Linked DNA regions of Homo sapiens: region 2 is linked to region 1. Evidence: chromatin loops called from intact Hi-C (ENCODE). Cell type or tissue: OCI-LY7. All regions are shown on one strand. Each heading gives the region's core, and the rest is flanking DNA. Links, peaks and the distances in the headings are about the cores only. Region 1 overlaps TRPM6 (transient receptor potential cation channel subfamily M member 6). Region 2 has its middle 100 kb from the start of OSTF1.

The links. Peaks named below come from ENCODE experiments on the same cell type or tissue, not always from the same donor. Only the 100,000 strongest peaks of a DNase experiment are listed, where the experiment ranks them.
Region 2: it touches region 1 in a loop (4-fold over the local background); 15 of 110 quality-filtered maps call a loop at or near these places.

What each region holds. Positions count from the first base shown.
Region 1 is chr9:74,768,703-74,780,776 of GRCh38, forward strand. TRPM6 (transient receptor potential cation channel subfamily M member 6) reads right to left here. Exons shown (of 39, transcript NM_017662.5): 24 at 7,181-7,374; 25 at 3,001-3,133. Among named protein-coding and RNA genes, the nearest start is that of TRPM6, 110 kb to the right of the region's middle. RefSeq lists an enhancer at 2,473-2,522. In OCI-LY7, for the core only: CTCF peaks have their summits at 2,438, 5,363 (motif pointing right), 8,545 (motif pointing right), 8,748 and 2 weaker places; DNase peaks (open chromatin) are centred at 2,429, 5,369 and 8,539.
Region 2 is chr9:75,182,099-75,194,172 of GRCh38, forward strand. No RefSeq gene overlaps it. Among named protein-coding and RNA genes, the nearest start is that of OSTF1, 100 kb to the left of the region's middle. In OCI-LY7, for the core only: CTCF peaks have their summits at 3,692 (motif pointing right), 3,901, 4,881 (motif pointing right) and 5,086; DNase peaks (open chromatin) are centred at 3,703 and 4,873.

The DNA of each region.
Region 1 (12,074 bases), core at 1,791-9,790:
CACCACCAACCTTGGCGAGGCTGTGGACACATCAGTGCACTGCACTATTCTCTCAAATGGTCTTCGTGGTTCTTATTCTGACCCCCTCAAATCCACACCATTACTGAAGGTAAATCTGTCCATATCTTTGTCCACCTAAAATCCTTCCTTAGTTTATAGTTTAGAGTAAACGGCTCTCCATAAACTTATCCCAGTTCATAATCTTGGGGAGGCAGGGAGGCTATCCTGTCCACATCTCATCTGTTCATCCCCCTTTCCTTAAGGGTTGGAGGGGAATTTGTATTTAAAAAGAAATTATACTAACAATTTTGAGGGGCCCATTTTTACTTAATAATAGATAACTTTCATTGTACTCTTACTATGAGTCAGCACTCTGCCACACAGTTCATCTATATTATCTCATTTAATCCTCACAGCATCTCTAAGAAGCAGGGCTATTTCTGGGGTTTGTTTGTTTGCTTGAGACACAGTCTCATTCTCTTGCCCAGGCTGGAGTGCAGTGGTGCGATTTCAGCTCACTGCAACCTCTGCCTCCTGGGTTCATGTGATTCTTCTGCCTCAGCATCCTGAGCAGCTGGGACTACAGGCATGTGCCACCACTCCCAGCTAATTTTCTTTGTATTTTTAGTAGAGACGGGGTTTTGCCATGTTAGCCAGGCTAGTGTTGAGCTCCTGATGTCAAGTGATCCACTTGCCTCAGCCTCTAAAAGTGTTGGGATTACAGGAGTGAGCCACCTTGCCCGGCCTCCATGTCTATTTTACAAATAAGAAAACAGCCTGGCATGGTGGCTCATGCCTGTAATACCAGCACTGTGGGAGGTCGAGGGGGGCGGATCATGAGGTCAGGAGATCCAGAGCATCCTGGCTAACACGGTGAAACCCCGTCTCTACTAAAAATACAAAAAATTAGCCGGGTGTGGTGGCACACACCTGTAATCCCAGCTACTCGGGAGGCTGAGGCAGGAGAATTGCTTGAACCCGGGAGGCAGAAGTTGCAGTGAGCCAAGATCACGCCGTGGCACTCCAGCCTGGTGACAGAGTGAGACTCCGTTGAAATAAAGGAAGGAAGGAAGGAAGGAAGGACGGAAGGAAGGGAGGGAGGGAGGAAGGAAACCAAGGAGGTTCAGTAAATTTGCCTGTGTCCATATAACTAGTAAGTGCCTAAAGCAGGACTTCATCCCAGCTCCGTAAGCTCCTAATACGAGTCTATGCTTCATACAAAACGGAGAACCAAGCTTGCCCGTCGGACTCAATGAGCATAGCTATAAAGGGGCGCAGAACGTGTAGAAGAAGGAAAGAGAAATTCATATAACTATGGACTAAAGATATTATGTAGGTGAAATCAATTTTTGTGGACTCAATCTTTGATATTCAATTTTTTCTCCATATTAAATTTAATCTGAAATTCAATCAGGCACAGAAACACAGATTTATATAAATATGGTACCAATAGAGAAGTCCAGATTTATATAAACATGACTTATGCCCATAGTGAACCATTTAGAAAGTTCTTCATGTGATTCAGTTTAAGTAAAGCCATATTTAAGGATTCACATCTCTCTACCTGATATTTGACATCAGAAAAAAACATGCATAATTAGATATAATACATCATAGTCAGTTCCATATATGTTCAAAAATAGAGGAACACATTTAACTTCTGTCAATTTGCTTCCATTTACAAGAACAATTCTGTTTTAAAAAAATGCATTTCATCACATATAGCCTTCCATATTTTCACACGATGCCATGCACCCACAATTAGTAATAAATCCAACAGTAACTCAGATCACATTATAGCTTCCTAATATGTTCAGTCTCTCCAGTGTGTCTCCTCCTCTTTCCTCAAACTTCTGAATGTCCCCCATACCGCCTGCCTCCCTCAAAATCCCACACATAGGCACACCCAGCCGACGACTCTGCCTCGAGACCTGGGTCCCCACCAACCTTGTCTGCCTTCCCGTCTACTCTGGCCATATCCTGTCCCGTTCCCCTGCTTCGGGCAAAAAGCCAGACCCTCCATTTTCCCAGCTTCTTAGGGACTTCTCTTCAGCAAATGGCCTCCTCCCTCCACTCCTGAGTTTCTCCCTTGCTGGTGGATCATTTTCAGGACCATGCTGTTTTATTTATTGCCACATTACGCAAAATCCAACAAAAAAACCTTACCGTGTCCCCATACCAAGCTTCCCTGCACCGTAATACTTCTCCCAAAAGCCACCTGTAATTGCAGTCTCTGCTTCTCCTATTCTGTCTTCACCCACTTCAGTGAAGCAGCCGCCAACTCCACTGCACAACAACCGCCGGTCAGACGCCCTGAGAACCCCACTCCCCATCCAACCAGCACCCTCCATCTACCTCCTCCTCCCCTCTGGCTGCTGCCAGACACACCATGTGGCCTCAGGCGGCTGCGCTTGCTGTTCCTTCCGCCAGGGGCGCTATTCCACCAGACGCCCCTGCCTCGCCCACTGCCTCACTTCTTTCAGGCCTCCACTCAATGCCCTCAGAGCGACCTTCTAGAACCAGACCATCTAAACAGTCCACTCAACCCCCAGCTCCGCTAGATTTCACGCCACCATCATTTCCTGTTCTCTCCAGCTACTTTATTTTTCTTCATAGCTCTTTTACTGCCTGATAATAAATTACAAATCTATTTTTGTGGTTCCTTACTTAGGTTTTGTTCTCCATCCACTTCATTTCTCTCACCACCTACACACATGCGCACACACACACACGCGCGCGCGCATGAATGTAAGTCCCATGAGGACAAGGATTCTTATGTCTTATTAACCACTTATTCCTAGTAACTAAAAGAGTGCCTGGAATATAGTAGATGCTTAATAAATATACTTTGATTACATGAATATTATATGTTGTTAAATGTTTCAAATTATAAAGAACTCAAACCTCTGGGATTTGAAAGATCTTTCTACACCTTTAGATATTCTAGCAGAATCACGTTGTGTTAGTGGTTTCAGAATGGAAAAGATTTATATCTTTTACCTTTCTGATGTCACTCGGATTCGTTCCTCACAACTACAATTCACATCTTCCATCTTCTCATGGAAGTATTTTTCCACGCACTGCTCCTCAAAATCATGAAGTTTTTTCAGATCCTCCTTACTGAGGTAGAGTTCTATAGAAATAAGTATGAAACACAGAAAGAATCATTATTCACCTCAGGGCATGAGTGGCTTTTCTTCCACTTGTATTGAAAATGAGAAACTATAGCCTGTTGTGATAAGTTTGTCACCTTGTCAAACTATTTCTAATATTAATGCAGAAACAGCACCAATAAACAACTGGGAGCTGGGCGCAGTGGTTCACGCTTGTAATCCCAACACTTTTGGAGGCTGAGCAGGGGTGGATCGCTTGAGCTCAGGAATTAGAAACCAGCCTGGGCAACACAGGCAGACCCTCTCTCTACAAAAAAATTTCAATATTAGCTAGGCGCCTGTGGTCCCAGCTACACAGGAAACTGAGGCAGAAGGATGGCTTGAGCCTGGGAGGTCAAGGCTGCAGGAGCTGTGATCACGCCACTACACTCCAGCATGGGCTAAAAAGCGAGACCCTGTCTCAAAAAAGGAAAAGAAAAGAAAGAACTGGAAACACCAGCCTGGGTCTCTCCTACTCATTCTTTGAAAATGACTCATATATAGAATTCTTTCTCTTCAATATTTTCACAGGTTAGAATGCTTTCACATTTAAGAAAAATTCACTGCGTTTATATGAAAATGGGGAATCTGTCTTCTTTTCTCTCTGCCAACACTTTCTAAAATTAATTAAATTTTAATTGATTCATATTAGATGTACCTATTTTTGAGATACATGTGATAATTTGATACATTCATATAATCACATCAGGGCAATTGGTGGCACAAGCCTGTAGTCACAGCTACTCAGGAGGCTGAGGCAGATCTCCTTAAATATTTACCTGTCCTTTAAGATAGAAACATTTGAATTATTCTCTTCTAGCTATTTTGAAATGTATAATCAATTAATTTTAACTGTAGTCAACCTACTGATGGCAGGGCATGGTGGCTCACACCTGTAATCCCAGCACTTTGGGAGGCCGAGGCAGGTGGATCACTTGAGATCAGGAGTTCAAGACCAGCCTGGCCAACATGGTGAAACCCCACCTCTAGTAAAAATACAAAAATTGGGGGTTTCCTCTCTCGGCTTTGGAGCCCCCCTCCCTCTATCTCTGTACCGGGGAGCTTCTTCCTTCTTATTTGCCTATTAAACTCTCAGCTCCTTAAAACAAACAAACAAAAAAAATTAGCTGGGTGTGGTGGTCCATGCCTGTAATCCCAGCTACTCAGGAGGCTGAGGTGGGAGAAACATTTGAACCCAGGAGGCAGAGGCTACAGTGAGCCGAGATCGCTCCACTGCACTCCAGCCTGGGCAACAGAGCGAGACTCCATCTCAAACAACAACAACAACAACAACAACAAAAACCCTACCAATCTATTGAACACTAGGTCTTATTTCTTCTATCAAAGTGTATATTTGTGCTCATTAATCAACCTGTCTTCCAACTCTTTTAGCTATTACAATGACAGTAAATAACCAATAGGTTAAATGCAAGATTAGAAGAAGGCAGTCTATTGAAATTAATCCAGTAAGTATAAGAAAGTTTCACCTTGTTACGCAGAGTTTGTGCATACTAAATCCTTCTACTGAAGAATGAGATGTTATTATTACCATTCAATGGCCAATCACAGCTGTATACCTTCTCTGACACAATTATAAATAACTCATTAAAAAGACACATCACTAAGTGATATTATAAGGCTAACACAATTCTTCATCAAACTCCAGCATTCACATTTGGTCTATTACCTTGGCTTTCACTGTTGCCTAATAGAATAATATACCATCTTTTAAGCAAGTTTATAATACTTAGAAAATATATAATGAAGTGATGCTGCTAAAAGGATTAAATTGGAAAGTTCTCTTTCTTGAATGGTTTTGCTTACATTAGGAGAAAAAGAACTAATACAATTCTCCAGAATTTATTTAAAATGCAATTGTTACATTATTTTCTGTTAAAATTAATGACAAAAAATCTGAATTTTAAATTGAAAACATGGCTAAAAGTATTATTCAGCTGTAAAATGTATTCACAACTCAGGTATACAGTGCTTTCTGATTTAAATGGCAGGAAAAAAATTTTCAGACACTGAAAAGATTCGGTATCTCCCACCCCCTACCCAACTCTAATGTCTTCTTTCACTAAAGAATCTCCTATGAGCAAGAAACTTTACAGGTGTCATGATGTGAACCTTATGTGGATCCCTGAGAGCAAACAATCCAGAGTAATTCCAATGACAGGCGCAGCTTGCAGTATGTGGCGCTTTCCTGTAATTGTCCGCAAGGTGGCACTGCTGCCCCTTGTGTAAATGTCTTTATCCTCAATATAAAGGATCAGAAGCAATGTTATGAAAATTCAACAATGTTCCACAAAGCTCAGGGTGAATTCATTTTAAACTTTACTTGAGTTTTATATGAATCATCCTATAAGCACAGACCAAGGTGAACCCAGGAAACGTTCTTTCATGTGGTACTAGGAAGTCTGGGCAAATCCTAGTCAATTCCAGGATTTATCAAGTGATTCACATTCTGCTATTAGGTTGCAATGGTTCTGCAGCCAAAGCCTGGGACGTCTCTCTATTAGCGGCCTGAAATTTACAGTATAATTATAAGCCTTCAAGTTAACTTCAGGTATGCTTTGGCTTTCGTACAAAGGCTGAATCTCTTGGTCAGGGAGCAGGGTATGAAAAAGAAAAAAAAATCTTCAAAGTGACTTAGGAGGAGAAAAAATACTTCACAGAGTCACCTACCACCAGCAAAAGCATATCACCCTGTCAACCCCATAATATACTGCAGGGGATGACCTGTCCCCCTAAGGACCTACCTAAACACATAAATAGCCCGCTATCCCCTTAGCTGAAACTCCTGGAGTCCAGAGTATTTTAGAATTCAGAACTGTTTTTTTCTAGTTTCAGAAAATTAATATAGTGAGTATGTCATAAATGAAGTGAAATCCCTAGTTAAGATTAAAGCAATCCCTAAAATCAAACATATTGCTATTTTCTGCAGCCAACATCAATGAATATTCATACTACAAGAAATAAAGAGAATAAATGGCTTCGCATCAATTCTCATCAGCCTTTTTTGGCCAAATGAGTCTTTCCCCAATTTGTGAAGAAAAAAGGATTTCAGTTTTCAGAGGTATTTTAGATTTAGGAATTGGGAAGAGGATTGCGCATTTATGCCCCCTGCTTCCTGTATTTCTGGGAACTATCTAGAAATGGGCCTGGTACCAATTGTGGAACTGCTTGACAGGAACTACAGAATAAAACCACCAAACGCAATGTTCTCTGACAACAATTAGTACGATAGTCATATCATGCAGTGAAGATCTGGCTAAACAAGATGAATTAGGAAAACCTCAAAATATATAAGCTTATGAAAAAACACAAGTGAGAACCCCTATTTCCGCATCCTGACTCACAGTGTTGCCCAGGCCGAAGTGGCTATTCACAGGCATGATCATGGTGCACCCCAGCTTTAAACTTCTGAGCTCAAGCAATTCTTGTGCCTCAACCTCCTGAGTAGCTAGGACTACAGGCATGCACTACCGCACCCAGTTTCTGAGTTGAGGTTCTTGAAAATAAGAAACATCCATTTCAGAATCACCTCCATGCTCAGTAGATTAGAGAACCAGAGGATCGTGACTCTGGTTAAAGCCCAGCTTTGCTTATCTTTTCTCTTAGACCCCAAGGCCTTCTGTAACTCCATTCTGTCTGAATTCCATCTTCCACAACAAGGAGAACAGTACACGTCACATGACCACTCTCTAGGAGTTATTCTGATGAGTTCTCCGGTCAGCAGAGAAAACACAAGTTTTCCATGTGACATAAAGCCTTTACACAATCAAGCAGAGATTCTCTTCCTACCTATCCCTTTCTAAGTATCCGTTCATCTTGGCAAAAGGCACTGCGACCTCATAATGAGGTCAATATATTTACTCAGACCCAGAGCATCAGCTGATATTCTATTGTCAGGGAACTCCCAGAGCCCCACAGTGCCCTGAACTTAATTTATAATACTCCAGTGCATCTTTGCCTTGAATCCTACTTTTTGCTCTCTTTCTCCTGCCTCACATAGAACAACTTACTTAATCCAACGTCACCCTCTTCTTGGTCGTGAGGAGCTCGATGACAGCACAGGCGGCGGAGGAGAAGGCCCACGTGGCTCAGCAGGATGAGAGGTGGGGGCAGCCAGGGCTTCTCGTGGTAGGTCATGATGTAGCGATAGCGGTTGTATTTCCACAGGTTATTTGAAATGGATTCCATATCTAAGTAAACGTTGCTGTAAGATGAAGTAAGAGAGGGACAATGTTTTAATATGAAGTCTTGAAAGGTAACAGAGTCTATATTTTCCAACATTTATGATTGGCTCACCTGACATTACCGGCAGTTACCCAATACAAATACTATCCACGTGTTTACAATTCTTCTTCCACCAAACAAAATATATTAGCTACCTTCTACAATGAAACATGCTAATCAGAATAACAAGCAGAAGGCAGACATTACAATCAGAGAAAAGAAAATGCCAACATTTTCAGTGTAATGAACAGAAAATCCATTCTGGAACTCAACACTACTCTCAAGTCACCATCTCTTCTCACATAAGAAGCTCTTTTCAGTCCATAATTCATCGTTTATGGGAAACAGCTTTAATGTTCCTCTGTATCATCTACCTAATGTCAAATGTGAGAACTGCTAGAAAAATCCCAGTTAAAATATGCAAACAGTACAGTGTTAGTGAAGAAACGGAAGAAGAATCAATTCATCTTAAAAAACAGAGCTTCTATTAAAATCCAGACAAATTATTTACATTAACTTTACAATAAAAGTAACTCCTTATTGGTAGGTCACTTTGTAGTTGTAACATGGAGATAGGATGGTGAATGTTGATATTATAGAACTTGCCATGGGGGTAATGATTGGAGGTACAGTTATTCTGAAACAATATACCATCCTTAACTACTTAACTTTAAGTATATAATATGATATAAGAGGAACAAAATAAGATGTCCATCTTAATATTTTGCATAGACTAACAAAATTTAGTTTCTTTTTAAAACAATTCTTCTTCTTGCAGTGTCAAAATTTTAGTTTATTTAGAGAAAGATAGCAGAGTAGAACTGGAGGAAGGCAGCCAAATTTAGCAAATAAAAACACAGATAACCCATAACTTGAACAGTGATAAAGAAAAGGAACCAGGATTATCCTGGAGAAAGCCATCTTTGGGTAAGAATAGAAGTTTCTCAGAATCCATAAAGAAGGTGATTGAAACATAGATGACTGGGTTATATCAGGAGTTCTCAAGCATGTTTTCTGAACCAGCAGCAGCAGCATCACCTGAGAACATGTCAGAAATGCACATTTTTGGGGCCTGGTCAATGAGTGGGAAACTCTAGGGTTGCACATGCTATTAATAGCAGTTTCACTCCAACGTGACAACAGCCTTCCACCAGCAGGTGGCGACTTAACAGTGTATTTAAATTTTGGGGGTTGGTTGGTTGGTTTTTGTTTTTTTCAATTATTTTATAAAGAATTGTCTGTAACCAGCTCCTGGACAAGTAGTCAGATCTGGGGTTGGTCACTTTGTATGGTCTTCAGTGTGTTCATCTCTAACGTGAGAAATTTGTCCTATGCGAGGATTTCTCAACTTCTTTTTTGACACTGGACATTTGTTGTTGTTGTTGGCCAGGAGGCTCACAAAGAGGCCTTTATTTATCTAGCTCAAAGTATACACTACCACAGTCTTGTTTGCTACTCCTTCTACTAAAATAGTTCAAATCAATGTTTCTACCACACTATCAAAAAGTTATATTTCTTTTTGTCTCCCCACATCAGAGTGGTTGAATAGAAGGTAGAAACAGGCCAAGAGTCCATAGGCTCCCAGCTCTAAACCGTGCCAGGGCAGGAAGGGGTGGCTCCAGGTCTCACTGTGGCACCTTCTACAGAAAATAGACGTAGCTGCCAGGCCCGGGGACAGAAACCAGACATCCCAGTATATCTCCAAAAAGCAGCACAAATACTTTCCCCCACAGTATGAAAAATACACACCTCTAGCACTCTGCAGTCGTGCATTTAGTTTTCTTTAAGAACAAACAAATCAGTAGTTATGTATCCTGTTTCCTCAAGTTTCAAGAAAAAAAATGAAAGGTCACTCTTTTCTCTTTAAACACTGATGTGTAGCTAGCAACTTGGATAAAAAGGTGCCACCCTACAAAATGCCGCTCAGCATGTTCTGATGCCAGGATGGGCTTGGCCGCCTGGGCTGGGGCTAGAAAGGAGACCTCCAGCTGTCCCAGTGGAAACTGAAGCCGAGTGTCGGTGCTGCATTTGGCTTCAAGATCGAGAATCAGAGCCTTTGAAATGGAAAGGGGGCATCTGAAAGGGCACCCCCACCAGGGGCTTTTCAGAGCTAAGGCTCCAGAAGGAAGGGGTCGCCCTGCTAGTGACAGAGCTGGGAGTCACTCTGAGCTGCAGCCCCCACAGGATCCCCCTGTGGGAGGCCCCATCTGACCCTCTCCAGCCCATGGCTCTCTGCAACTGCCACCTATACTCAGGTATATGGCTTTGCTGCTGCTGGCTTTTAAAATCAGCTATTATGTTTGAGATGTGACTGTCACCAACAGAGTTCTGTCCTAAAAAGCCATCCCAGTGCCATGTTGGCTCAGGGGGCACCAGCTTTGTGCTGCCTCCATAATAGGCAGGAGAGTTCTCAAAGCAATGTTCCACTGATCCCTGGACGCCACTGCAGCATTAGGGACAGGGTCAGTCCCCTGGAAGGGAAAGGTGGCTTCAAGGCTGTTCTCTGGGCCGTTTGCAGGAGATCTGCAGGTACCAGGAGCCCATACTTATCACTTCTTTCAGTGGTGGCCAAGCCAACCAGACCCAAACATGATGCACACGGGCTCCCAGACTTGGCTCCCACTCAAAATTGACCCACACCCCTTGGGCTGCTCTACAGTTCTTTGGACTCCAAGATCCAGAAGGGCCTCTGCCCAGCTGCCTGCTTGGGCAAGACTCACTGGGTACCATGAGCAGCAGGTGTTCACCCAACCTCGAGTGTACACCCCTAGTGACTGGGAGTGCACCACCTCACCAGGCAACACTCCTTCCCAAAGAGTCCAAAGAGCCTCCTGGTGACACCCACAGCAGGAGCATCACACCATCCCATCAACAGCCCCCACTTACCTTCCTGGGGCTAAGATGCGGGGTGTGAGCCTTTCCCCTGAGAGCAAACGGGCAGTGAGACACTGGACATTTTTAATAAACAAAAATCTCAGACTACCAGCCTGGGCAACATGGTGAAACCCTGTCTCTACCAAAAATACAAAATTTAGCTGGACATAGTGGCATGCACCTGTGGTCCCAGCTACTCGGGAGGTTGAGGTGGGAGGATTGCTTGAACCAGGGAGGCGGAGGTTGCAGTGAACTGAGATCACACCACTGCACCACTCCAGCCTGAGTGACAGAGTGAATCCCTATCTCTCCCCATGCCCCCACAAAAAACTCAGATCCTTTTATTATCTGATCTATAAAAATAGCTATTATAACTAAACACCAGCAAATATTCCAAGTTCCTAAAATGGTTGGGCTAAGAGAGATGATGACTATCATATAACCAGCAGGAAGGTATGTCTTCCCCATGTTTAGGTAACAACACAGCAGTCACTTTTTTTTTAAAAGAATTTTGATTTACTTTGCTGACTCTCAACCCCTGTCTTCCCTACTTTTGTTACTTGTTATATTTTCCTCTTCAGTAAGATAAGCAAGGAATCAAATACCTAGCACAGTGCCTGACAGTTAAGAGGCATCTAGAAAATATGAGTTTCTTCCCATTACTTCACTTGGTTTCTTTTGTCTAGGAAACAAATATGTGTCAGGCACTCTTTTCAGTGTTTGAGGTAAATTGCTTGCTTCTGAGCAAGACGAGAAGAGGTGAGGAAGTGGCCCATACTGGTAGCTGCAGGAAAAGCATTCTAGGCAGAGGGAATAGCAAGTGCAAAGGCACCTGTATGGTCTGAAAAACTGAGGGGCCAATGTGGTTGGAGAGGAATGGGTCAGGGGAAGACTAGTGTGATGCATGATTTAAGAAGTGACGGCTGGGCGCAGTGGCTCACACCTGTAATCCCAGCACTTTGGGAGGCCAAGGTGGGCGGATCACAAGGTCAGGAGTTCAAGACCAGCCTGGCCAATATGGTGAAACTCTGTCTCTACTAAAAATACAAAAATTAGCCGGGTGTGGTGGCATGCACCTGTAGTCCCAGCTACTCGGGAGGCTGAGGCAGAAGAATCACTTGAACCCGGGAGGCAAAGGTTGCAGTGAGCCGAGATAACACCAGTGCAGTCCAGCCTGGACAACAGAGAGAGACTCAAAAAAAAAAAAGTGACAGGGGCCAGGCATGGTGGCTCACACCTGTAATCCCAGCACTTTGGGAGGCCGAGGTGGGTGCAGGAATTTGAGACCAGCCTGGCCAACAGGGTGAAACCCTGTCTCTACTAGAAATACAAAAATTAGCCAGGTGTGTGGCACACACCTGCAATCCCAGCCACTTGGGAGGCTGAGGTAGGACACCTGCTTGAACCTGGGAGGCAGAGGTTGCAGTGAGCTGAGATCGTGCCATTGCACTCTAGCCTGGGTGACAAAAGTGAAACTCCGTCTCAAAAAAAAAAAAACGAAGTGACAGAAAAGCCAACTCACATGGGGCCATATAAGTCATTGTAGTGACTTAAACTTTTACCCAGAAGTAAAATGGGAGGCACTGAAGAGTTTGGAGCAGAAGAGTAATATCCTCTGATGTCTGCTTTTAAAGGGTCATTTGGACTACTGTGTTGAGAAAAGAATATAGGGAGTCAAAGACAGAAGCAGAGAGATAAATTAGAGGCTCTGTGGTAACAGTGGGGTAGTGAGAGGTCATTAAATCAGTTATCTATTTGAAGGTTGAGTTAACAGAAGTTCCTGAGAGTTTAGAGGTAGAGGTTCAA
Region 2 (12,074 bases), core at 1,229-9,228, 410 kb after region 1:
CTTACAGAACTATGAAATAATAAATGGGTGTTGTTTTAAGCCACTAAATTAGTGGCAATTTGTTATAGCAGCAATAGAAACCTAATACAATCGTATTTTTGCTTATTGAATTCTACATTTTTCTATAGTAGCCAGAGAGTCTGGTATGCGTGACATTAATTCTTAGTGTTTGCTGAGAATTACCTAGTATATGGTAAATTTTGGTAAACATACTGTACGTGTTTGAAAATGATGTGTGCTTACTAATTGTTCGTTACAGGTTTTTCTCTATATAATTACTATATAAAGATTAATAGTTTTGCTCTGCTCAAACTGTCAATTACTCATAGACCTATGTTGATATTTCCTATTGTGACTGTGAATTTATCATATTCATTTTGTAATTCTCTGAATTTTTGCTTTATATCTTTTTAGGTGATGCTGTTAAGTATGTATAAGCTAAAAATTATTATATCATTGTGGTGAATTCATTTTCATTATTATATAATGACCCTCTTTATCCCTAAAAGGATTTTTTTTAAATCCTAAAGTCTATTCTGTCTGCTATTAATATTAACATGGTTACATTAGCTTTCTTTTGGTTAATATAACATTTGCCATATTTTCCTACAAATTTTCTGTGCTGTTGGGTTTCGTGTGAATCTCTTAAAGAGAGCATATATGTGTATTTTATTTTTCTAAACCTTTTCTTAGAAAAATTCTTTTTTAGAATATTTGTCTCTTAATTGGTGAGTTTATTCTAATCACTTTAGGTTATTGATCTATTTGAAGTTATTTCTACCATCTCATTTTGTGCATTTTATATACTACATGTTCTTTGCATCTTTTTTCTTTTTAAAATTTGATTGGATTGATCAAATTCTTTCTCATTTTTCGACTCTAATAGTTTGGAAGTTATATATTCTATTTCACTTGTTCTTACATTCACTCTTAAATTTATGCATACTTAGTTGCTTTAATGGAATCTAAGTTTGCCTGTATCTTTAACTCCCTTCCAAATAATCTTTGGATTGTTTATCTCTGTTTTCCTCCTTTATTATATGTTATTGTTATTTATTGTCTAGTATTTTAGTTCCTCTGTTTCTATATTCTCAAGTTAATCATTTTTATTTACCTATTTTGAAGATAAAATGGTATTTCAAATGACTGGCCCAGGGATCTTCTTGATTGCTGAGCAGTGAGCAAGCTGAAACCAAGATGCATTAGTCCGTTTTCGCGCTGCTGATAAAGACATACCAGAGACTGGGCAATTTACAAAAGAAAGAGGTTTAATTGGACTGGCAATTTCACATGGCTGGGGAAGCCTCACAATCATGGTGGACAGCAAAGAGGATCCAGTCTCCTCTTACATGGATGGCAGCAGGCAAACAGAATGAGGAAGACGGGATGGCAGCAGGCAAAGAGAGAATGAGGAAGATACAAAAGCGGAAATCCCTGATAAAACCATTAGATCTTGTGAGACTTATTCACTACCACGAGGACAGTATGAGGGAAACTGCCCCCTTGATTCAGTTATCTCGCACCGGGTCCCTCCCAAACCTCGTGGGAATTGTAGGAGATACAATTCAAGATGAGATTTGGGTGGGGACACAGAGCCAAACCATATCACAAGGGCTCTTCTAACCCCAGTGGGGACCCGGTGGGGAGAGGGGAGACTGTGCTTGAGATCACCAGTGCTCACTATGGACACCAAGTGTGGACAATTGGCATTTACCCATAAAGAGCTACCTCTTGTGTTCAGACTATCTGGGGCTAAGCCCAAAGTGTTTTCTCCCGCCTATCAGCACCCTAAAAAGGGAATGCAAGATGGGGGATCCCAGTCCTATAACATAGGGCTTCCCAAACCAAGCCCTCCTCTTTACTCATGCCAAGAGAAGGGAATTCTTTATTCTCTACCTTACTCAACACTCAGTGTGTGTGTGTGTATGTATGTATGTATTTATTTATTTATTTTGAGACAGGGTCTCGTTCTGTTGCCCAGGCTGGAGTGCAGTGGCACAATCTCGGCTCACTGCAACCTCTGCCTCCCAGGCTCAAGCAATTTTCATGCCTCAGCCTCCCGAGTAGCTGGAATTACAGGCGCCAGCCTCCACACCCATCTCATTTTTGTATTTTTAGTAGAGGTGGGGTTTCACCATGCTGGCCAGACTAGTCTTGAACTTCTGACCCAAGTGATCCATCTGCCTCGGCCTCCCAAAGTGCTGGGATTACAGGTATGAGTCACTGGCACCAGGCCTCAGTATTTATTTTATCACATATTATCAATGTGCTTACCAATGTTTCTTACATACAATTTAACTTATGAGATTCAATTTCCTTCTTACTGAAGTTCCTCATTCAGTATTTGTATTAGTCAGTTCTCTCATTGCTATAAAGAAATACCTGAGACTGGGTAATTTACAAAAAAGCAAGTTTTAATTTGGCTCATGGTCCTGCAGGCTGTGCAGGAAGCATAGCTGCGTCTGCTTCTGGGGAGGTGTCAGGAAGCTCACAATCATGCGGAAGGCAAAGGGGGAGCAGGCACATCACACGGCAAAAGCAGGACTGAGACAGAGAGCAGGGAGGTGCCACACAGTTTTAAACCACCAGTCTCATGAGAACTCACTCACTATCATGAGGACAGTACCAAGGGGATGGTATGAACTCATTCATGAGAAATCTGCCACCATGATCCAATCACCTCCTACCAGGCCCCACCTCCAACAATGGGGATTATGATTCAACATGAGCTTTGGTGGGGACACAGATCCAAACCAGATCAGTAGTTATATCTAAAAGTTTTGTGTGACATCTACAAATATCCTTATTTTGTCCTTTTATGTGAGTGATAATTTGTCTGGATATGGGATTTCAGGTTCTAAATCCTTTCCTCTTAGAACTCTGTATATATACTCTTTTGTTTCCTAGCATCTTAGGTTGTAGATGTATGATCATTATTGCCCTGTACATAACTTTTTTTTCTTTATGGAATTTTTCACTTTTCCTCTTCAGCTTTAAATCAATTCTCGATTTTTACTAGCCTTATTTTTAGCAGCAATGTCTGTAAAATAATGGAATTGATATAATAATTGTATGTATTACACCCAGACAAATATGTAATGGTTAAAATGAATACTCATCCATGTACTAAGTAAAATCATCATGCAGGAGCAGTGGAAGCAGATAGTTCAGTCATCTGTGTCTCCAGTTGTCCACTCAGGGATGCTTCTGAACATCTTGGCTTTACTGCTCTTTCTAAAATTTCCTCGTCTTTCTGCAGACTGCATTGTGCTACAGCTCATAGACTTGAAATAATAAGAATCCCTCTTGAGGGGTGCCAGTGTGATAACGAGGTATTGGGACTCCCTTTCATTCACTTTTTATGAATTGTCCTGTGCATTGTGCTACAGCTCATAGACTTGAAATAATAAGGATCCCTCTTGAGGGGTGCCAGTGTGATAACGAGGTATTGGGACTCCCTTTCATTCACTTTTTATGAATTGTCCTGTGCAGCCTCTCTAAGATTATTCCACCAGGCTCTGCAGGTGAATATGTGTATTAGTTTGCTGCCATAACAAATTACCACAGAGTGGGTGGCTTAAACAACAGAAATTTATTTTCTGACAGTTCTGCAAGTTGGAAGTCCAAGATCAAGGTGTCAGCAGAGTTGTTTTACAGTGAAGCTTCTTTCCTTGACCTGCAGGTGGCGGCCTTCTTGCTGTGCCCTGTCGTGCTTGTCCCTCAGTCTGTGTGTTGCCGGCTTCCTAGTCTCCTTTTCTTATTATGAAACAGTTATATTGGATTAGGGCCTTCCCATATGACCTCAGTTTACCTTACTTACCTTTTTAAAGACCCTACCTCCAAATACAGTCATATTCCGAGGTACTGGGGGTTAGGACTTCAACACATGCATTTTTGGGGATACAACTTAGCCCATAACAATAAGAATTTATCTACTGAAGGATAGGAAAAGTTTAAAAGAGGGAATTATAGTGTAGGAGGGGAAAGACTAGATTTCTAACTGGAAGATTCTTTTATTGGGGTTTAAGAGGAAAGCATCTCAGAAGCTGGGCTCTCCACATGAACACTCCCCCAGCTTCCCTTCCTGCTATGGCCTCTTCACCCCTAAGTACCTCCTTGTCTTATGAAGACCAATACAACTCTTGGAAAACCCTACTCAGATCAGGAATTCCCATGCCTGACATGACTCTGCTATACACTTACCCCATACATTTAGTCAAAATTGCACTTACTTTTGGTCTGGTGATGCCAGTTTCCCATGATTCAATTCTTTACAGATTTATTCTCATGTTTATTTTATTTATTTATTTTTATTTCCATGGGATTTGGGGAGGAAAGAGAGTAAAATGTGTGTGCTTGATTAGTGCACTCTTGAACCAATTTGCTATTCTTCAAAACATAAAAGAGATATAAGGATTAACATGAGAGATAAAGGGGTTTCAAAGAGTTAAAATTTTTATATTGGCATGTACAATTTATTAAATCATCACACCAAGTGTTTCTGACCTGAGTTATGTTGTATATTTCATTCATTTTTCATACATTATAAAGTTTCTTGGAATTATCCCTCTGGACAAAAAAAATTGCTTGCTAGAACGTCTGCATAGTTACACTAATGAACTTGAAATGGTTTTCATAGATTTTAATGAAATAAATATTCCAATCAAATATTCCAGCATCTCTGAAATAATACAGGAAAAAGTCGAGCTTTTGAAGGACGGCATCTTAATTTTATTTGTCTAGGTGTCTTATATAGACATCTACAGTATCTGACACACATTGCTTTCTCAACATATGTTATTTAATCAGTAAGCAAGAAAAGAGATGAAAATGTTTATTTTTTACTATCAATTCCAACATTGACCACTAGAGGACACTGGTTGCAATGGGAAAAACAGAATTACTAAACCATCTACAGCATTTATCTGTAGTATTAATTCTAAAATCAGATTTGATCACATTTTATGTGAAATATGATTTTTGATATTTCACCCAAAAAAGGAAGCCTTGTTTCACTATTCTGAATTTTCTTCTAAAACGGAAATGCAGTTTGCAGCCTGAACGGGGCTATAAGAGTCAAAAAGTAATGGAAAAATTTTTTCTCAAGGAATATGAGGAAAAAAAAAATAGTGGAAAAGAAATAGAAACACATAACAATCAAGTGAATAAAAGGAAGAGAAAGAAGTGAACAAGAGGAGAAAATGAAAAGGGGGGGGGGATTTTTGTGAAATTGAAGGGAGCACCTTTCCATGTGGAATTTCCTCATTCATTCTGCCTCTACCACTGCTTCTCAAACTTGAGTGTTGTAGTGGGTTGAATGGTGTCCCCCAAAAAAATATGTCCCCAGAACCTATGAATGTGAGGGTAAGGGTGTCTTTGCAGGTGTAATTAAGTTAAGAATCTTAAGATGAGATCATTCTGGATTACCAAGTGGACCCTACATCCAATGACAAGTGTCTTTGTAAGGGACAGAAGAAGGGAAGACACGGACACACAGATGAGAGAGCCATGTGAAGACGGAGGCAGAGATTGGAGGGATGCAGCCACAGTGAATGCCAACAGACACCAGAAACTGGAAGAGGCAAGGAACCGGGGAGCCTTGGGAGGGAGTGAGGTCGCGCCACGCCAACACCTTGACTTTAGACTTCTGGTCGCCAGAGCTCAATCTGCATTTCTGACAAGTTCCCGGGTGATGCTAGTGCTGCTGATTTGGGAACCACATTTTGAGAATCACTATTGTTGTTACCGGAGAGGGGGTTCTGATCCAGACCCCAAGAGAGGGTTCTTGGATTTTGCACAAGAAATAATTCAGGGTGAGTCCGTAAAGTGAAAGCAAGTTTATTAAGAAAGTAGAGAAAAAAAGAATGCTTACTCCATAGACACAGCAGCCCTGAAGGCTGGTGGTTGCCCACTTTTATGGTTATTTCTTGATGATATGCTAAACAAGGGGTGGATTATTCATGCCTCCCCTTTTTGGACCACACAGGGTAACCTGTTGTTGCCATGGCATTTGTAAACTGTCATGGCGCTGGTGGGAGTGTAGCAGCGAGGACTACCAGAGGTCACTCTTGTCACCATCTTGGTTATGGTGGGTTTTATCCGGCTTCTTTACTGCAACCTGTTTTATTAGCAAGGTCTTTATGACCTGTATCTATGCCAACCACCTGTCTTATCCTGTAACTAAGAATGCCTTAACCTCCTGGGAATGCAGCCCAGTAGATCTCAGCCTCATTTTACCCAGCCCCTATTCAAAATGGAGTTGGACAGGTTCAAACGACTCTGACATTGTGAACCTATGGTTTTCAACACTTTATATTAGAATAACCTGGAATGCTTTTAAAACATCTAGACATTCTGATTTTTAATTGGTCTGTGGTGGTGTCTAGGGATCAGTATTTGAAAAAACTCCTCAGGTTGTTCCAATTTATATCTGGCAAAAACTACAACTTTAGACTTGACATGTACTTAAAAAGTTCTCCAAAGTAGCTTGCAATACGAAAATGGGCATTTCTGTGAGACACCCAAAGAAATGGTATGAAATCATTCACAAAGAGTTATGATTACTAAAAATCATTAAGAATTTTAATGATTATTAAGAATCTTTATTTTTGAGAGGTCAGGAATGAGAACATCCCATTTTTAGATGATTTCCTTTTAAAATTGTAATAGGATCTTGGTGTTATAGTTTATTCTGAGGATGCTGGTCAAAGGATGTGCTACCATTTGTGGTTAGCACATTATATGACAAATGATTTGGTATGATTCTCCTCTGCAATAGGTTCTGAGTAATATCCCTAACATGATGTCATGTGGGATTCTATGGTGTTAGAAATGCACACCTTAGAGAGTGGGACTTAGAGCTTAAACATAAAAGACATAAAAGATGACACTGCCAATGAGGCAGAATCAGCACATAAAGGAGTCGAAGGCACAGGTTTTGCATGACAGGCTAGGACTGGAATGCTAGCACTGTCCATTTCTGAGTATGACCTGTGAAAACTTGCTGACAGTTTAAAAGCAATAGTTTCATGATGTGTAAAATGGATCGTCATGGTTAAATGACATTCCTTAATGTTTTAGTTTTCAATATATTCTATTGATTTTCTACTAGCATAGTTGAGATTTTATCTCTTATATACTCCCACATCACCAGTGCTTTCTCTGACCCCATGCAAACATCTACTACATTATACATTTTTGGTGAAATCAGTATTCACCATTTACGTTCTTTTAATTATGTATGTATTGTTCACAGCATTATCATAAAATGTAATACATTTCTTTTATAACTTTTTGTTTTTGCTGGAGTTAGTAGTTGCTAGGATCCTCCCCCCACCACCAATATATTTGGTTTTCCATGTACCTGTCAACTCTTTCCCAAGTACTCTGACAGAATTGTACATGTCCTTTTTGTATAGCCATACTTGATCTATTAGTCCTCCCCTTTACTCTTCCCCATGGAAACAACTCTGTTCCAGAGCCTTTTATCTTACTAATCCAGTCTGGATTGGCTGATCTCTAGGCTTTTGCATAGCTGCCATTGAGGAACCAATTCTCATCCAAATTCCCCTCACCTCTTCTGTGTTTCATTCCTTCTTTTGAAACTCATGACTTCTTGGTTTACTTCCTTCTTGTGGTGGAATTTACCTTACAATAACTTTTTGGGAAACAATGCTTGGAAGACAATTTTGGGGTAACCTGTATTCTAAAAATGTTTTTATTTTTATTTTACCTTTTGTTTGATAATATAGACGGGACAGAATTGTATGTTAGAAATAAGTTTTCTTCAAAATTTTGATGATACTTTCTATTCCTTTCTCCTTTATTTTTGCTCTTTAAAAGTCTGATGACTTTGGTTGGGTGTGGTGGCTCACACCTGTAATCCCAGCACTTTGGGAGGCCGAGGCGGGTGGATCACCTGAGGTCGGGAGTTTGAGATCAGCCTGACCAACATGGAGAAACCCCTGTCTCTACTAAAAATACAAAATTAGCCGGGAGTGGTAGTACATGCCTGTAATCCCAGATACTCGGGAGACTGGGGCAGGAGAATCGCTTGGACCCAGGAGGTGGAGGTTGCGGTGAGCTGAGATTGTGCCATTGTACTCCAGCCTGGGCAACAAGAGCGGAAACTCCATCTCAAAAAAAAAAAAAAAAAGTCTGATGACTTTTTATTCCTGAATCTTTATACATGGTCTCTTTTTTCTTCTATTTAAACTTTTAGGATTTTCTTTTTATCCCTGGTGTGCTGAAATTTTATGGTGACATGCCTTGGTCATTTTTGGGTACTTGGGTGGGGCTTTTCAAACTATAGATTTATTTTCTTCAGTTCTAGAAATTTTTCTTTTATTATGTCTTTTATATGTTCCTTTCATCTATTTTCCATTTTCTTTTTCTGAAGTTCTTATTATTCAGATCTTAGTAGATCCTCTAATTTTGTCATTTTTTCTACTCCTGTGTATTTAAATTTTATGGGATTTTTTTTTACCTTGCCTTTCAAGTCTTCTTTTGAACTTTTATTTTTAGTTTTAATTATCACAGTTTTTGTTTCCATTTGCTCTCTCTTGTTTTAAGATGCCTTTTTATTTAACAGTGTCTCATTCTGTTTTTATGGATGTCCTACCTTTTCTTGTTTTTTCTGTTCTTAATCATTTCTTAAAAAGTTTTTTTTGGTTACCGTTCTCTGTACTGTCAGTGTTTCCTCTGAATTCCGTAATTCTGTTTTGCTTTTCTGCTTCTGTTTTTAGTTTTAGAGGTGTGCCAATTATTTATCTGCTGTCTCTAAGCTGAGCACTTACTCTTTCTTACTTGCTTCTGTACTGCTAGTTCTGGGAGTCTACAAACTACATTTCCCAGGATCCTTTGCCAAGAGGCTGCCTTTTAGGTTCTGTCAGTAAGTGGCATTTATGAGAGTTCAGAAGTGGGAGGAAAGGGTAAGCTTTCTGATTCTGGCTTCCATAACAGTGGAAATTGTTGAGTTGCCAGAAATTGCTGGTGATTGTTGTGAGGATTGTGGGTTATGGCAACTACCAATTCCAGGTGTCTGTTCCAGCAGCAGTAGCACCTCTTAGGCATTTCCATGTCTCCTATGTCTGGGGAGGCTTTCACTGCCCTAGGCTGCCTCCTCATAAAAAGAATGAAGGAAAATGAAATAGTTATTGATTTGCTGACATCCAAACACATCTTTTTTTTTTCATGGAAACCAACACCAGAAATAGTAAATGGGAAATCAATTAACCTTACCAATTCTCTATTCTTCCTGAACAAGATGGATAAATTATATTAATGTGCTGTATATATATATTTTTAACCTGAGCTATTGGAGAAATAAGAGAACCTGTTAGATTTGAAATAGATTTGTAACATTTACAGGAAATTTGCTTGTTTATAACACAGTACTCTGGCCAGGACGTATGCTTCATCAGGAAAATGTCATAACTGAATTGGAAATAGGAATTTGAAGCCATTTACTTCTCTGTAAATGAAAACACATTCAGTCTTACTCTTTTGGTGATACCAGATAATACCATTTTAAGGCCATAGGTTCTTGCTTTAATTATATTTGTCATCATGTTAATTAATTTCTGCTTCTGTGTATAGTTGCCCAGGTAACACATGTATGTGTCTGTGTATGTATGTGAACTAACACCTTAATTAGTGGAGAACACTGGCCATATGGATCACCAGAGTTTTTCCATATTAATTACCTTTACAAGTCAATGAAGGAACAAAGGTAAAGGCAAAAGAATTGGAACCAGGCCATTTTTTTTTCTAGCATAACACAGTTTTCCCTTACTTGGTTAACAAGGAAAGTTGAAAAACTCTTAAAGAAACTCTAGCCTAAAGCATTGAGTCTTTCAGAAGGGATTTCCAAACTAAACTATGAAGACAAATTTGGACAAGAAGTAAATTTTTTTCTTGGTTATATTCCTCTGAAAAGCATATTATTTAATAAACCGTTGGTCAATTACTCTGGAGTGAGAATTGCATTCTTCTGAATCAAACGATCAACATAAACTTCTATTAGGTTGGTACAAAAGTAATTGCAGTTTTGCCTTTACTTTTAATATGTGTGTGTTCATGGGAATCTTTGCTTGTTTGTTTCTGTGGTTGTGTCAATCTATGTACAGCAAATTTAGTGTGATCCCTGTCTCCTCAATTTGGCGTAGAGAGAAAAATACTAACTTGGGAATCAGAAGAATTGGGATCTAGCTTTGGATAAAAGGGCTAATACTTTAATATGAAAAGCCTCTTAGGAGACTTCACCACAAGAAGGATCATGCATAGTATTGTTTACAACAATGAAATCTGGAAAAAAATCACTAAATTTCTAATAATTGTGAATTGTTTAAATACATTTTGGTACATTTATGTAATGGAATTTATGCAGCCATTTAAAATATTGCTGTAGAATCATATTTACTGGCATAAAATGATGTTTCCATAGATAGATTTACTTCATATAATGACTGTTCATTCAACAATTTTTGGCCATATTGGCTATTTCACAGTTATACAACTTTTCAGACAATGTTTAAAAAAATTTAACTATTTTTCACCCAAGCAATACTAAGTAAATATGCGATATGAAACATTATATCCTAAAACATAGTTTTAGGATAACCATGTTAACCAAACCAGATTGTTTAAACATTATGCTTTTAGGATAACCATGTTAACCAAATGATTTTAGGATAACCATGTTAACCAAACCAATTTTCTCAACACAGTAGTTTCTAGTCAAATAATATAATGTGAAACAAGTAGAATTGGGCACCACATTAGGTGATTCTAAATACTTTGCTTTGTGTAGGTTCACCAATCCAGTGGGGTAAAGACATAGTGTCTCTGTGTGCTCTTTCCATACTTTGCTAAGAATTATAAAACTGATATGGTTTGGCTGTGTCCTCACCCAAATCTCATCTTGAATTTTAGTTCCCATAATCCCCACATGTCGTGGAAGAGACCCAGTGGGAAGTGATTAAATCATGGGGGCGGTTTCCCCATGCTGTTCTTGTGATAGTGAGTAAGTTCTCATGACATCTGATGGTTTTATAAGCGTCTGGCATTTCCCCTGCTTGCACTCATTCTCCCTCCTGCTGCCCTGTGAAGAGGTGCCTTCCACCATGATTGTAAGTTTCCTGAGGCCTCCCCAGCCCTGCTGAACTGTGAGTCAATTAAACCTCTTTCCTTTATAAATTACCCAGTCTTGAGCAGTTCTTTATAGCAGTATGAAAACAGACTAATACAAAGATTTAGCCTTTATTTTACCCTATAGATAGCTTTCAGTGATCTAACTTTATTTCTAAGTCCAATTATTTCTAATTTGAGTGCCAAATATAATCATGAATCCCTGAAAATGTGAAAAATTGGTAAAGAAAATGGTGTATAGAAAATTCATCTTCCAAAAGAATGACTTTCTCACAACTGTCCCCAACCAACATCCACTACGAAGACTATTTGTCCTCATTTTGTGAGTACAATAGATCTTTATTATATTTTAGTCAATATACAAACCATATTCAGATACTTTGGGATACTGTTGTCTGCTGTTTGTATAAACTTGTTTTTATTGCTTAGTTAGCAATGTGAAAATTGTTTGGGTAAGGTAGGTTAAGATAAAAAAGTGTCATAAATTTTTTCGTTAAAAATTAAAGAAAAAATTTAAATTTACTTTTTTTATATTTAGAAAGGCTTTTCAGAATTGAGTAATGCTGTCAAGCATGAGAGAAGTGAATTATTAAATTCAATAAAGCAGATTGCAACCTACAGGTAGCAAAAGATAGACATAGTAGAAATATATAGATGGATATATAGATAATAAATTGAAAAGATATATACCAAAATTGTTCCCAGTGATTGTGTTGTTAGATGATGGGGGTAATCTAATTTTTAAATTAAATCTGATGACTTTCCTCCCTCCCTCCCTTCCTTCCTTCCTCTTTCTTTCCTTCCTCCTCCTTTCTATCTCTCTCTTTTATTTGCTTAAGTGGCAAGATAATATTTTGAGATATAAACTAAAATTCCCTCCCTATAGGTTTTGTATCTCTTCGTCAGTCTGATATAGTATGAAATTT